4 separate regions of the Homo sapiens genome follow, and regions 1, 2 and 3 are each linked to region 4. The links are chromatin contacts, found by Hi-C or POLR2A ChIA-PET in ENCODE. All regions are on one chromosome and are shown on one strand. Each heading gives the region's core, a stretch centred on a gene start or an enhancer-like site at or near the end of the contact. The rest is flanking DNA. Distances are from core to core; before and after follow the strand shown.

What was found. A loop is a pair of places that touch in the nucleus more often than their neighbours do. ChIA-PET counts read pairs that join two places held with the same protein, here RNA polymerase II (POLR2A). Pooled maps may share reads with other maps.
Region 1: a map of PC-3 shows a loop between it and region 4 (4-fold over the local background). The contact joins two enhancer-like sites. A Hi-C loop is called at or near these places in 12 of 168 maps with a recorded cell type or tissue (CD4-positive, alpha-beta memory T cell, Caco-2, PC-3 and 6 more) and 15 of 50 pooled maps. POLR2A ChIA-PET finds 5 or more read pairs at or near these places in 5 of 52 experiments (CD4-positive, alpha-beta T cell, OCI-LY7, WTC11 and 2 more).
Region 2: a pooled map shows a loop between it and region 4 (2.7-fold over the local background). The contact joins two enhancer-like sites. A Hi-C loop is called at or near these places in 1 of 168 maps with a recorded cell type or tissue (PC-3) and 5 of 50 pooled maps. POLR2A ChIA-PET finds 5 or more read pairs at or near these places in 4 of 52 experiments (A673, GM12878, HepG2 and 1 more).
Region 3: a loop to region 4 is called in a map of PC-3, with 6 times the contacts of the local background. The contact joins two enhancer-like sites. A Hi-C loop is called at or near these places in 3 of 168 maps with a recorded cell type or tissue (Calu3, HepG2 and PC-3) and 2 of 50 pooled maps. POLR2A ChIA-PET finds 5 or more read pairs at or near these places in 4 of 52 experiments (AG04450, HepG2, PC-3 and 1 more).

What each region holds. Positions count from the first base shown.
Region 1 is chr10:33,237,126-33,240,150 of GRCh38, forward strand. The region is part of intron 6 of NRP1 (neuropilin 1); the gene reads right to left. Among named protein-coding and RNA genes, the nearest start is that of NRP1, 96 kb to the right of the region's middle. Within about 2 kb of position 1,671, at least 5 of the 41 ENCODE cell types and tissues checked have a DNase peak (open chromatin) inside an H3K27ac peak, as active enhancers do; they include PC-3, where a contact is called at or near this core.
Region 2 is chr10:33,137,404-33,140,555 of GRCh38, forward strand. No RefSeq gene overlaps it. Among named protein-coding and RNA genes, the nearest start is that of IATPR, 22 kb to the left of the region's middle. Within about 2 kb of position 1,833, at least 4 of the 41 ENCODE cell types and tissues checked have a DNase peak (open chromatin) inside an H3K27ac peak, as active enhancers do.
Region 3 is chr10:33,154,528-33,157,609 of GRCh38, forward strand. No RefSeq gene overlaps it. Among named protein-coding and RNA genes, the nearest start is that of IATPR, 39 kb to the left of the region's middle. Within about 2 kb of position 1,709, at least 6 of the 41 ENCODE cell types and tissues checked have a DNase peak (open chromatin) inside an H3K27ac peak, as active enhancers do; they include PC-3, where a contact is called at or near this core.
Region 4 is chr10:33,192,048-33,195,283 of GRCh38, forward strand. It overlaps NRP1 (neuropilin 1), which reads right to left. Exons shown (of 17, transcript NM_003873.7): 13 at 234-371. Among named protein-coding and RNA genes, the nearest start is that of IATPR, 77 kb to the left of the region's middle. Within about 2 kb of position 1,449, at least 17 of the 41 ENCODE cell types and tissues checked have a DNase peak (open chromatin) inside an H3K27ac peak, as active enhancers do; they include PC-3, where a contact is called at or near this core.

The DNA of each region.
Region 1 (3,025 bases), core at 421-2,920, 45 kb after region 4:
AACTAAAAGTGTGAAATTACACGAAACTGAAGAATGCCAAGTATCCAGATAAAAGCATTTCGTCCATTAAATCCAACACACATTTACTGTATGCCAGGATCTGGAAGCACACAAGCCTATGTGGAGGTAATGATGTTATGAGACTGAAAGTAAAAAGTGTCAGCCTAGTGATAAGTGGGGCATTATGGGATTCAGAAGAAGGGAAAATTACTTCTGGAAGGGTCTAGAAAGGGCTTGATGGAAAACAGGTCATTTGAACCATTCAAAGTGGACCTCATAGGACAGGGGGTTGGACTTTGGCTGGGGAAGCAGAAGCGGCCAGCTTTGATGAACTAACGGCAGAAGAAACACACATGCGCGCGCACACACACACACACACACACACACACACAAATCCCACCCAATTGCTTACATTTGAAAATATTTGCTATGATGAATATTTTCCTTCTTCTTTTTTTTTTTTTTTTTTTTTGAGATGGAGTCTGGCTCTGTTGCCCAGGCTGGAGTGCAACGGTGGATCTCAGCTCACTGCAACCTCCACCTCTTGAGTTCAAGTGATTATAGTCGCTGGGACTACAGGGGTGTGTCACCATGCCCAGCTAATTTTTGTATTTTTAATGGAGATGGGGTTGTGTCCTGTTGGCCAGGCAGTTCTCCTGACCTCAAGTGATCTGCCCACCTTGGCCTCCCCGCTGGGATTACAAGTGTGAGCCACCAGGCCCGGCCCGATGAATATTTTCCTTCTATCTGGTATCTCATGGCAAAATTCCTTCGGAGAGCAAAGATAAGTGTCCTCTCCCACTGCAAACACACACACTCACACATACACAAATGCACACAAACACTTTTGTATGGGCCTTTATGTAGTCCAGGAGTCTAGGCTGTGAAGTGTTTGGCTAGTGACAGAAGGACAATGAAATCTTCCTTGTAGGTAAACTTGAAGTTCATGATCATGCACCACACTGCTGAGGTAATTCTGCTAAAATGTGTGGCTTCACTGCCTCTGGGAGTCCAAGCATTCCTGGGAATGAGACAAAACCTCAACCTGCATGAGTCAGCGAGACTTCTCTCTTGAGTCTAGCAGCACACGCTGCAGCTCCTATCCTCTGTGGATGTCTACATTTAAAATAAAACCTGTCAATGAAATGGCACAGAAACTGTGGATGCTTTCTTTAAAGATTCACGCTTCTGTTGAAATCACACTGTTCTCGCCTCAAACATTTAAGGAGAAGTTCATGAGTTCAGAGCATGATCTTCTAATGATGAGCAGTTGTGTTTCTAATATCCAGTCCAGTGTGGAGAGAACTTCATGGGTGGCTATTATTCATTCATAACACAAATAAGTGCTAGGTGCTTGGGTGAAAGGGAGTGAAGGTGATAAGATTCCTGCCCTCTAGACAGTGAGGGAAAGAGTCAAGTAAATAGTAAATCACAATACAGAGTGAACAGATTGCATTAAAATGAATCAATGCATTCTGGTACAACAGAGAGAAAACTGGGGTGATGCAGGCAGCATATGGTGGAAAAAAGCACAGACCCCAGAAGTAGCTTTGTAGCTTTGACCTGCAGGAGTGACCTGGATAATGTTAAGCAAGTTACTTAGTCCATTCAAGTCTTAGTTTCCTCTACTCTCAAACAGAAATGCCAATGCTTACCTCATTTAGTCATTCTGCATGGCTACTATGAAGATCACGATGATGCATATGTACACATATTAACCATGAGAATGTGACCTAATATTTTTTTACTTAGTCTTTTGGGTAATTGGAGTGGGTGCCTCTGTGTGTGTGTGTGTGTGTGTGTGTGTATGTGTGCGCATAGTTTTGCCAGTAGTACCTAGATTATAATTCCTTTGAAGGAGAGAGAGAGTCTCCTTCACTTTAGGCCAGGCACGGTGGCTCATGCCTATAATCCCAGCACTTTGGGAGGCTGAAACAGGTGGATCACTTGAGCTCAGGAGTTCAAGATCAGCCTGGGCAACCTGGTGAGACCCTGTCTCTACAAAATATAAGAAAATTAGCCAGGTGTAGTGGCATGCTCCTGTAGTCCAGCTACTTGGGAGGCTGAGGAGAGGATCACTTGAGCCCAGGAGGTCGATGCTGCAGTGAGCTGCAATCGTGCCACTGCACTCCAGCCTGGGCAACAGAGGAAGACCCTGTCTCAAAAAAAAAAAATGGGGGTCTTCTTCACTTCAGATTCACCTATTTTCACATATAGTGCCTAATTCTTAACAGATGCTCAATAAATGTTTGTTGAATTTAAATTCGATGTTATGTAAGTCTGGCATTGCCGGCAAGATCTGAAACTCCTTTCCTCCAAACTGCCTGTCATTAAAGTCAATGTTAAGGTGTTTGAGCAACTGACTTATACCCTTAAGCTAGGAATGTGACTACTCTTATCTTAGCATTTCTAACTGCAAATATTACAATAAATCATAAACTTTCTAGTCCTTTGAAAAGTTCACCACTTAAAACTAGAGTCTGCTAACTGATGAATTTCACTGGCTAGGTCCACACTGTGTGAAGTATTCCTTTTTATTTATTTCTCAAATGACCTCTCCCTAACTTAATAGTGGTTCTCTTCCTGGAGTTACCCCCAAAGGCATCAGAGATTAAATACATTTTTCGCTATATCTATTATGCTCTCAAATACCTCACTCAAACCTCGTCTCAACCTTCTTATTTTAGAGCTAAGGTTATTTGCAAGCATGACGTCCACAGGATGTTTATGTATCAGATGTTTACCTACCTGGTATCTCAGACTTCTCCCATACCCTTCCTGTATTTTTGAAAATAGAACAACATCAGAATTTGACTGCATCACTAGAGTGACCGCATCAAAATGGTTTTACCAAATTAACATATGATCTTTTATAAGTTGTTGGAATTGGAGCTTTCTGTGGATAGGAAATGAATATAGACTTCAGGCCTTTTGCAATCTGTGCGTTTCTTTGTCTCATGGTCTCTGAGAAGCAGCCTCACAAAAAAAGCCTCATGGAAGAAGTCTTGGAGGTGGCTGTGCAGTG
Region 2 (3,152 bases), core at 583-3,082, 54 kb before region 4:
TCTGCATCAGCAGAGGGGAGGCTGGGCGTGCCTGTGCCCCCAGAAGTGAACCCTTATGTCCAGAGCAGTGAGGAATGTTGAAGTCAGGAATTCCCCCTTCCTTCCCTCAAGCCAGGTCCTCAGAAGCCCGGATGAAACTCCTTGATAGGAGATGTTTTGAAGGAACCTGGGTAAAGTGCTTCTGTGGACTGCAAGATCTAACAAGTCTCAGAGTCAGACAGTCTGAGGAGTAGACCCATAGATGCCGAGTGCATACTTTCTCTGGGCGACACTTTGCATTTACGGAACAGGTGCTGGGAGCCAGGAGGTGAGAACTCCCAGAGACTCAGTCCCTGCCCTCAAGGAATTCCCAGTCTAATCAGGGACATGAGCTTGTAAACCTGGCTCCTCCCCGACCCGGCCCTCAGCCCAACCCTGAGTCATCCTGATGCTCACTCAGGATTGGAGGTCCTGGAAGTCCACAGTATGGGTGGGAGAAGAGGAGGAGCCGCTCACTCATGCAGAGGGAAGGAGAGAAGAGTGAAGTAATGAATGCATGCATTCATTCAGCAGCTGTTTAGGAGAGCCTTTCCCGTGTCCATCACTCTCCTGGGTGCTGCGACTATGGTAGAGAACAACACAAATTTAAATAAAAAGTCCCTGTTATGATGGAGGTGATGGGACTTGATCTCTTTGCATAGCATCCAGATTATTGGAGAAGTGAGGGAGGAAAAGGATATTCTAATCTCATTGTGAAATTGAGGAAACCAAAGCCTTTCTACTTACAAAGTGGCAGCCCCAAGATGCAAACACAAGTCTCTCAATTCCGCTATGTGCTGGTGCCCACACACATAGGGACCCTCCCCTTAGCTAGGTTGCTATGAGAGAGGCCACAGAGCCCTAGCAAGGAAATTGCACAAAGGCCAGCACCAAAGGTTGTTGTGATCATAAATTTGGTCCTTCCAGTAGTTTCTGGGGAGACAAGGGTCACAAATGCATCTATCTTTTGGTCAGCCGTTTTAGTATCAGCTTCCAGGTCTATTGGATAGAGATATTCATCTACACGAATAAATAACTCCTTGAAATAATTCAAGGCTTTTCAGAAACCACAATCAAATTTGTAAAATAAGGCAAAGCAAAGCAAAACACAACAAAACACTTACGTAACCATTGTTTGTGATGCAAAGCTGTAATTAAGAACCAGAATTTAACAAATATACATGAAAAAAAGCATAGAGTTGATCAGCATATTATTTTCAGGGCAAATCATAATAGTAAACTTGCATATTTCAGGGAATTTTTGTTTATACATTTTCCCCAGACCAAGCCTGAAATTCCTGTATTAAAAAAAATCACCGCCAGGCGTGGTGGCTCACACCTGTAATCCCGGCACTTTGGGAGGCCGAGATGGGCAAATCATCTGAGGTTGGGAGTTCGAGACCAGCCTGACCAACCTGGAGAAACCCAGTCTCTAGTAAAAATACAAAATTAGCTGGGCATGGTGGCGCATGCCTGTAATCCCAGCTATTCAGGACACTGAGTCAGGAGAATTGCTTGAACCCGTGAGGCAGAGGTTGCGATGAGCTGAGATGGCGCCATTGTACTCCAGCCTGGGCAACAAGAGCGAAACTCTGTTTCAAAAAAAAAAAATCACCCTATCAGTTAACTAGAGGAATAAAGCATAACATAAATGGGTACTTTTCCAGCAATTTCATTTTTTTTTAGATTTAATATTAGTTACAGGAAAGAATACACTGTCAAGGAAATCCATCAACAGCTTGGTTTTCAGAGGGAAACTCAGATACACACTTATCTATCCAAGGTTACCAGGTACCCATGGTTACTTCAGTTCAAAAAGAAACAAAACAAACCCCAAGTGCTTGAAGTGGTAACAACGGTTAGTTTTATTTCACAGCTGGTAACGTAGGTAGAAGGCACAAAAACAAGGCTGTGCAGGGGGCGGTTACTTCCTTTTCAGTGGATGGGCAAGTCATGGACTTTCGCAGTCTGAAAGCTGCTGCCGCCCCCCCCAGAGCTTGACCTCCACTCCAACGCAGCATCCCAGGGTCACAACCTGGAACTTGTCATCATCTACACCGTGTTTTGGAGCCCACATCTTAAACTCCCTGTCCCTTCAGCTCTTCCTCCTCTTCTTGGCAATATTCTCTCCAGCACCTTCAGCACAAGCCCCCGTCTCCAGCTTCGTCATGCCCCCCTCATGCATCATCTCCCCTCCATCCGTGCTCGGTGAAGCCGTTCTCCATCCACCTCTTCTGCCTCTCTCATTTTACTCCACTGCTGTTCCTTGCCTTTAGTTACCCTTTCCTGTCTTAGTCCATTTTCTGTTGCTTGTAACAGAATACCTGAAACTGGGTAATATGTAAAGAAAGGAAAAGTATTTTTTACACTTAGGGAGTCTGAGAAGTCCAAGATTGATGGGTCATAGCTGGTGGGGACTGAGGTGGCACAGGGTGTCACATGGTGAGAGTCTGAGTGTCCTGACTCAGGTCTCTTTTCCTTTTTTTTTGTTTTTTTAGATGGAGTCTCGCTCTATCGCCAGGCTGGAGTGCAGTGGTGCAATCTCGGCTCACTGCAACCTCCGCCTCCTGGGTTCAAGAGATTCCCCTGCCTCAGCCTCCCAAGTAGCTGGGACTATAGGCGCCCGCCACCATGCCTGGCTAATTTTTTTTTCCATTTTAGTAGAGAAGGGGTTTCACCATGTTGGCCAGGAAGATCTCGATCTCCTGACCTCATGATCTGCCCACCTCAGCCTCCCAAAGTGCTGGGATTACAGGTGTGAGCCACTGCCCCCGGCCTTTTCCTCTTCTTGTAAAGCCAGCAGCTCCATTCCAATGATAATTTACTAATCTGTCAACCTATTAATCCATGAATGGATTAATCCACTGATGAGGGCAGAGTCCTCATGACCCAGTTACCTCTTAAAGGCCCCTCCTCTCAACTCTGCCACATTGGGGATCAAATTTCAACATGGGGTTCAGACAGGACAGACATTCGAATCATAGCACTTCTCTTCCTTTACTTCTCCACCAATCGTGAAGATATACGGAGAGATCAAGACCCATCATCTCCACAGGAATGGGGATTTTAAAATCTGTTTTGCTCACTGCCATAGTCCCAGCACCCAGGAGGCATTCCAGGCTCTCAATAAGCAT
Region 3 (3,082 bases), core at 459-2,958, 37 kb before region 4:
TCTTTGTAACTGGCTTATTGCATTAAATTCCTCCTGTTGAACTACCTGGAAAGGGCTTTATTTTATTGACCATAGCCTGACAAATACAGAAAACAAATACATAATTTAATTATAATATGATGCTGCTATAAATAGCGCCTGTACAAGGCCCTCTGGAGACACAGATGGTGGCTGTCTCTCTCTCTCTCACTTGCGGGGACAAAGAAGAATCTCATTGAATGGAAAATTTGAGCTGCAGCTCCAAGAATGAGTAGAAAATCCCAAGGGAATGGGGAGGGAGTATTCCAGGCATTTTCCAGAAGTATGGCAACGTGACAAAATACGAAGTTTTAGAGGAATGGCAAATACTCACCAACCATTGAATAATGGGTCAAACACAAAACAAGCAGACTACTCAGAGCTTAGATATTCAGATTTCAGTTTTTATGCCTGTCGGCATCACTAATGCCACAGAAGCCTCAAATTCCCCTGGACTTGGAGAATGGAAGGGATCACCTGAAAATCGCTGGAAAACTTAGGACTCTGTCCTCCTTCTCTACCAATGCAAAGGGCTATTCGCCTTACTAGCAATCTCTGGGGAAACTTTAAACAATGTATTTGCAAATGATACTTATTTAAAATCTTTAAACTGCAAGACACTATTGTTGGAAATCAGATTGTCATCTTCTGAAAGATTCACTTCTTACTTGCCTCTCTTCTGCAAGAGTGAAGGGTCGGGAAGAGACTTCCGAAGTCACTGATGAACAAAATAAACCAGGGCTTGGAAAGGGCCCAGAGAACATCTGTTTAGTCTTTTTCTTTTGGTAGTGACAAAAATGGTGTCTAAGACTTAATCATCACCCCTTCCTAAAATACACACATATGGGAAGCAATGGTGGTCTTTCTGCTCTGGGGGTGGTTCACAGCTTTCAGTTTGGAGCTGAAGACTGCCACCACACACACCATTCTCATTAAAGCAGAATGACTTGCTTGCCTTCAAGGATGATATTTCCATTTCTATGCTTTAGTGCATCTTTCTGTAGTAGCAGAGAATGGTGTATTTTCAAATATGCTCCCTGTTCATGTATCACTTAATGCTCTCACAAGACCGTGATCAGCTGGCACAAATGGAAAGAGTTCAGTTACTTGCCCAGAAATCTCCAATAGACACTCATCAAGACCAGGGATCGCACCCAGGTCTCTATTTTTGGCAGGCACATTTTCTGCCACTCCATAGCCCTTTTTGGGATAGCCACTTTTGTTGCAAATTCATATCCTGTGAGAGCTCCAGGGCCAACACTCCATTAAAAACACAAGAGCTGTCAGGTTGGCCCTGTGACATTTCTCTCTCTCTCTCTCTCTCTCTCTCTCTCTGTCTCTCTCTCTCATCTACTTTTTGGAGACAATGTTTAAGGAGAGATGTTCAACCCAAGACAATGCCTCCAGGACTTTGCTTTCTCACCACCAACCACCTGACCCCAGAGAGAAATGCCCTTCTGACCCCTACTGGTTATGATGGGGCATACACCAAGTGCAGAGAATTCTTTCCAAGCTGATTTCAGAATATTCTCCAAAACACTCTCCAACAATGATTGGACAAGAAGGTTAAACATAGAGAACGTTGACTCAGTCCTGATTAAACAGGCTGAAAAGACAGAAACAAATAATCACCACGTATGTAGCAATAATGGAGCAACAAAGTAAATATGAAGGCAGAGGCTTGCTATCAATATTTAACTAGAGGATTAATATACAGAGAATGCACTTCCGAGAATACCAAGGTGACCAGGGGGGCAGAAATGACTCAATTATGATACACTGTCACAGTCAGGGAAGAAGAAAGTGTTGTCTGCATTGTTTAACTTAGTGTTATAAACGCACAACTGAGGCAATCACGGTGATTAACATGGAGATGATGATGAGTGATAACGCCAGACTCATTAGCATGAAGCATTTGTTGATAGAAACGGATAGGGAACAAGTTGTAAATTCTGGCCAAGAATTTCTCCCTAAGAGATTCCTGTACATCGCACATCGCAGTCTTGCATATCGAGACTGTTCTAAGGCTTTTTTTTTTTTTTTTGGTCCTTTATTTGCTCAATGAGACCAAATGTCTCAAGAATCACTTCTTTACATCTTGGGGTAAAGTTTCTAACCATAATGTGCCCTGATATTCATTTGTACAAACAAATATGTTTCTTAGTCTATTGCTATTCAACCATTTCTTAGAATGGGGACATTATCAAAGTATTGAATATGCAAATTTTTCCATGAGTAAGTAAATTTGGGGAATTCTGGATTAAAGTGTACTTTAGCATATCAAAATGGCTTTAGTGTGGTGAGATACACTGAGATTCTTCAAGAGGGATGTAGTTGTATATGGCACTTCCCATAAACATTAGTCTATACCATCGTCTCTATAGAAATATCTTAAATAACCAAGATTCCTTAGGAGGCTCTTGAGGAACGGCTTTTCTTTCCTGATTCTTTTCTTCAATCAGTCCAGTCCATTGCTGGGTTTCCTCTACACCATCTTGCCCACACTTCCTTTATGTATGGAGTGAGATGGTCACCAGCTGGTTTTCTGAAAATCTTCATACCAGAGGAGGTGAAAATGCTCTGTAGTATCATCCAGAGACCCTACCCTCGAGTGTGCTAGGAAGGACCATATACTCCTGAGTCTTCTCTGACAGCAATGATCCCCACCAATGTCTTGTTCTCTTTCCTATTAGAACAGCATGCAGACACATTGGCACCAAATACCTAAAAGTCATTGCTCCTCAACAGGAAATGACACATTTTCAGTCCCACTGGGATTGCATCATATTCCGATACTATTTCTTGAAGAGCTAATGCTATGTGAACCTCTAAGATTACGGGACCTTATATGTTCCCATCTCCATTTCCATGATTTAATATTGCAAGATTCCGGCATTTTCCTTCTTGTCCCCTCTGAAATCCTATTCTTCCCTCCACTCTGTGTCTCACTAACAACTCCTCCTGGAGCTGCACAGAAATAGAGACCATTAGTCTTTGAGACAAGGCTGAGTACAAAAAAGAGTTGAAACAAGTGACAGTGAATTTCAGGAGTCAGGTTTCTCTG
Region 4 (3,236 bases), core at 199-2,698:
TCAAGGAGGCCAATCAGTGGCCAACTTCAAGGGGCATTACTATGATTTGCCCTATGCTTCTCGCTACTAGGGAAAGAGACATTGTTAATTCTAGAAAATAATAGCACATGTGAACGCCTGTAGTAATTCCTACCCGCCCTAAATTCACAGACATTAGAAACCCTCCCAGTAACACAGCCTCGGAATCAAAGAGAATCTGCAAAGCCATGCAGCCGAAGTGAACTCTGTGATACCTGTGTGATCCTGAATGGGTCCCGTCTTGCTGGTCAACACACTCCACTTGAGCTGCACGTGATTGTCATGTTCCCAGTGGCAGAAGGTCTTGTGAGAGCCCCAGCCAAATTCACAGTTAAAACCATATGTTGGAAACTCTTCAGTGGGTGGGAAGTAAAAATAAGAGACAAGCAAAGAAAGGCAAATTTGATCATTTAGGGTCACAAAGGCCCTTGGTTCACTCATGGAAAGCACGATTTATACAACTTTATGTCTGTTTGAAAATTCCAGGAAAGCCAGGATTACCAAGAAACCAAAAGATGCATGGAGATGTCAAAATGTTTGCAAAACCACATTTAGTAATTTCTTTAAAAATCCAGCTTTAAAAGGATTATGGACTGCCTGTCAAATTGGGTTTACATAAAATCTCCAGGAAGGCTATTTTCTAAAGCACGTGTATTACATTTGCTGCACTCTCCCCATTTCCACAGTATTTAATATGAAAGCCATTCTGTTCTTGAGGATAAATCATATAAGTTGATACCCACCAATGAAAAGAATCTTAATTAGAGATTGACCCATGAAGCCTCAAAAGTGGAAAGTAACTTGGCGAAATGCCTCACCCAGGAGGTTTTCTCTATTTCCACCTCACCAGTTCATGCTTCAGGTCTTTAATGTCAGGGTTAGAATCTCTTAAGCATTTTAGGATTATTTTTTTTTCTTCCATGCCTTCTATAAGGTCGATTAATTTAAGTATAAATTTCTGCTTTTTTAATTTCTAAATTTACATATAAATTGTTCACCCGGCTTAAAACCTCAATGTAAGGTCATCTAAATCCAAAGCCCATTTCAATAGCTACCCGTTTTTACTTCTCTTTTCTTTTTTTTAATGTTCAAAAGGCTTCCTTAGGAATCTGAAAAGACAGCGTGAATGAATTCACGGGAATGACTTGCCTTGTGTGTGCCCTACAAGGTGCTGTTGGACTATGGTGTTTTTAAAACCCACAGCCTGACATTTTACACAGCCTCTTTTTGAAAGGAGCTTAACTTTTAAGTATGGGAAAAATGAAATCATTGCTACTTATTCCAAGTATGACTGTTGTTTTGGTAAACATAAGCTAACAATAAAAAAAATTCTAAAGATGAAATTCTCGGGCTTCTGCCCCCTCCTTTCGTCCTCCTATAAAGAACGAAGCCCGCAGATGCAGCTGTTTTCTCCAGTGACGAAGGGCCTTTAGGCTTGTCACTGACTTTAGGCAGTCCACGAGGTGGCAGCATTGAAACAAACAGGAAGGCGCCTGGGGCATCTGGACCGTTGAACTTAAAAATAAGCCTCAAAAGAATCCCTATGAACAATAAGGGAAGTCTGGTATTAGATGCTGTATTAGGGTCAGGCCAAGACCTTATCTCATTTTGAGCTTCTTTAACTTGCTTGTGTTTATTAACAAAGTATCTCGCCTTCTGCTCTGAGCCTTGTCTCCATGGCCCCTCCCCCAATGGCAGGAGGAATTTTAATGGGAAGATTTATTGAATAGATAAGAATGATTTACTTTGCATTTTTAGTTTATAAGGAACCCTTTTCTAGAGCTAATGTCAAATTTTGGAAGGAATCCACCATAAAAACTGTCCAAATGGAGCAGTTTGGATTCTCCCAATGATAATGTGACCTCCCAAAGGGTAGACAGAGCCAGTTTGGGAAAGTAAACTAGTAAGCTATGTGATGTGTAAAATGTGAGTACTTTCATTTAGTGCAAACAGGCTATATTTCACAGCTGTAGTGTCATCGGAGAGATATATTTCATGTCTAGTCTATCATAGCCATGAAATAGGACTTCTTAAGGCATGGGAAACCCTCTCCAAAATTTACCACTCTTTTCCGCAGCAAGATTGAATTATGTAGATGAAGTACAGTCAACTGAACGGTGACTGAATGATTGAGCAACCTTGGATGCCAACGCCCATGACCCTGAAATGTACTGTTGCATAATCTCATGTTAGAAAATGTTAATATTGGAACATGTTAATGTGTGTGTGGTTTTGATTTTTCTCCTTAAATGTACTTTATAAAACATGCACATTCAGGATAAAGAAAGCCACCCCAGCACACACAGTTCTGCCTGTATTTACTTTGTTAATACATTACATTTATTGTTTATAGAACAGAAAATGACATCATCCATTCTTTTGGCTCTTCATATTCTGATGATACCATAAAATGTAGGAACTTGGATATTTTTGAAATGACCAGGACATGGAACCGCTTTGCCTGAAAAAATGTTTCAGGCACTTCTCGCTTCAGAGAATGACAGTCTGCCTTTACCTTCCAATGTCCTTCCCCATCCTGTACATTTAACCAGGTGAACCGCTCTAAGTTTTTGTATTTTACTGCTCTTTTATCTTCTTGTCTTGATCATGTAACTTGTGGCAATTTGGTTATTTAAAGGATATGTTTTTAGATCAATGCCTTTTGTTGGGGAGGGTTATGGAGTGAGAGGTTCAATGTGGAAACTTCCAGCCTGGCTAGAAAGACAAACACACAAACCACCCATAAACATTTATAGAAAGGGAAAAGAAAGAGAGAAGGACAGAGGAAAGGAGAAAGGGAGAGAGAAAAGGAGAGAAAAAAGCAAATTAATGAATGAAACAAACATATAGGACTACTGACGTTTACGTTTTCAAAATATTACCCAAGCCCTGGCGGGGCACACAACTCTCATTAAATTCAATGGGGGTAATCCAGCTAAATCCCTTCTTGACTCTTAAAAATAGCAGGAAACAATATTCTGAACTTAAAACAAATTTACAGCCTCTGAGAGCAAGTACCAGCTGTGCTTGCCCAACCCATCTTGCCTGAAGTTGGATCATTAGCACCATATGTATGCATAAGGATTTAATTTTTATATCTGGTATTCCAAACTTCTATAGAGCAGTTTAACTCACTTGTTCATAGACTAGTCTTTCAGTCTAAACAAGCAGAGGTGCTCAGGCCCATACAATCGTAGGTGATGAATATACTCCGAACT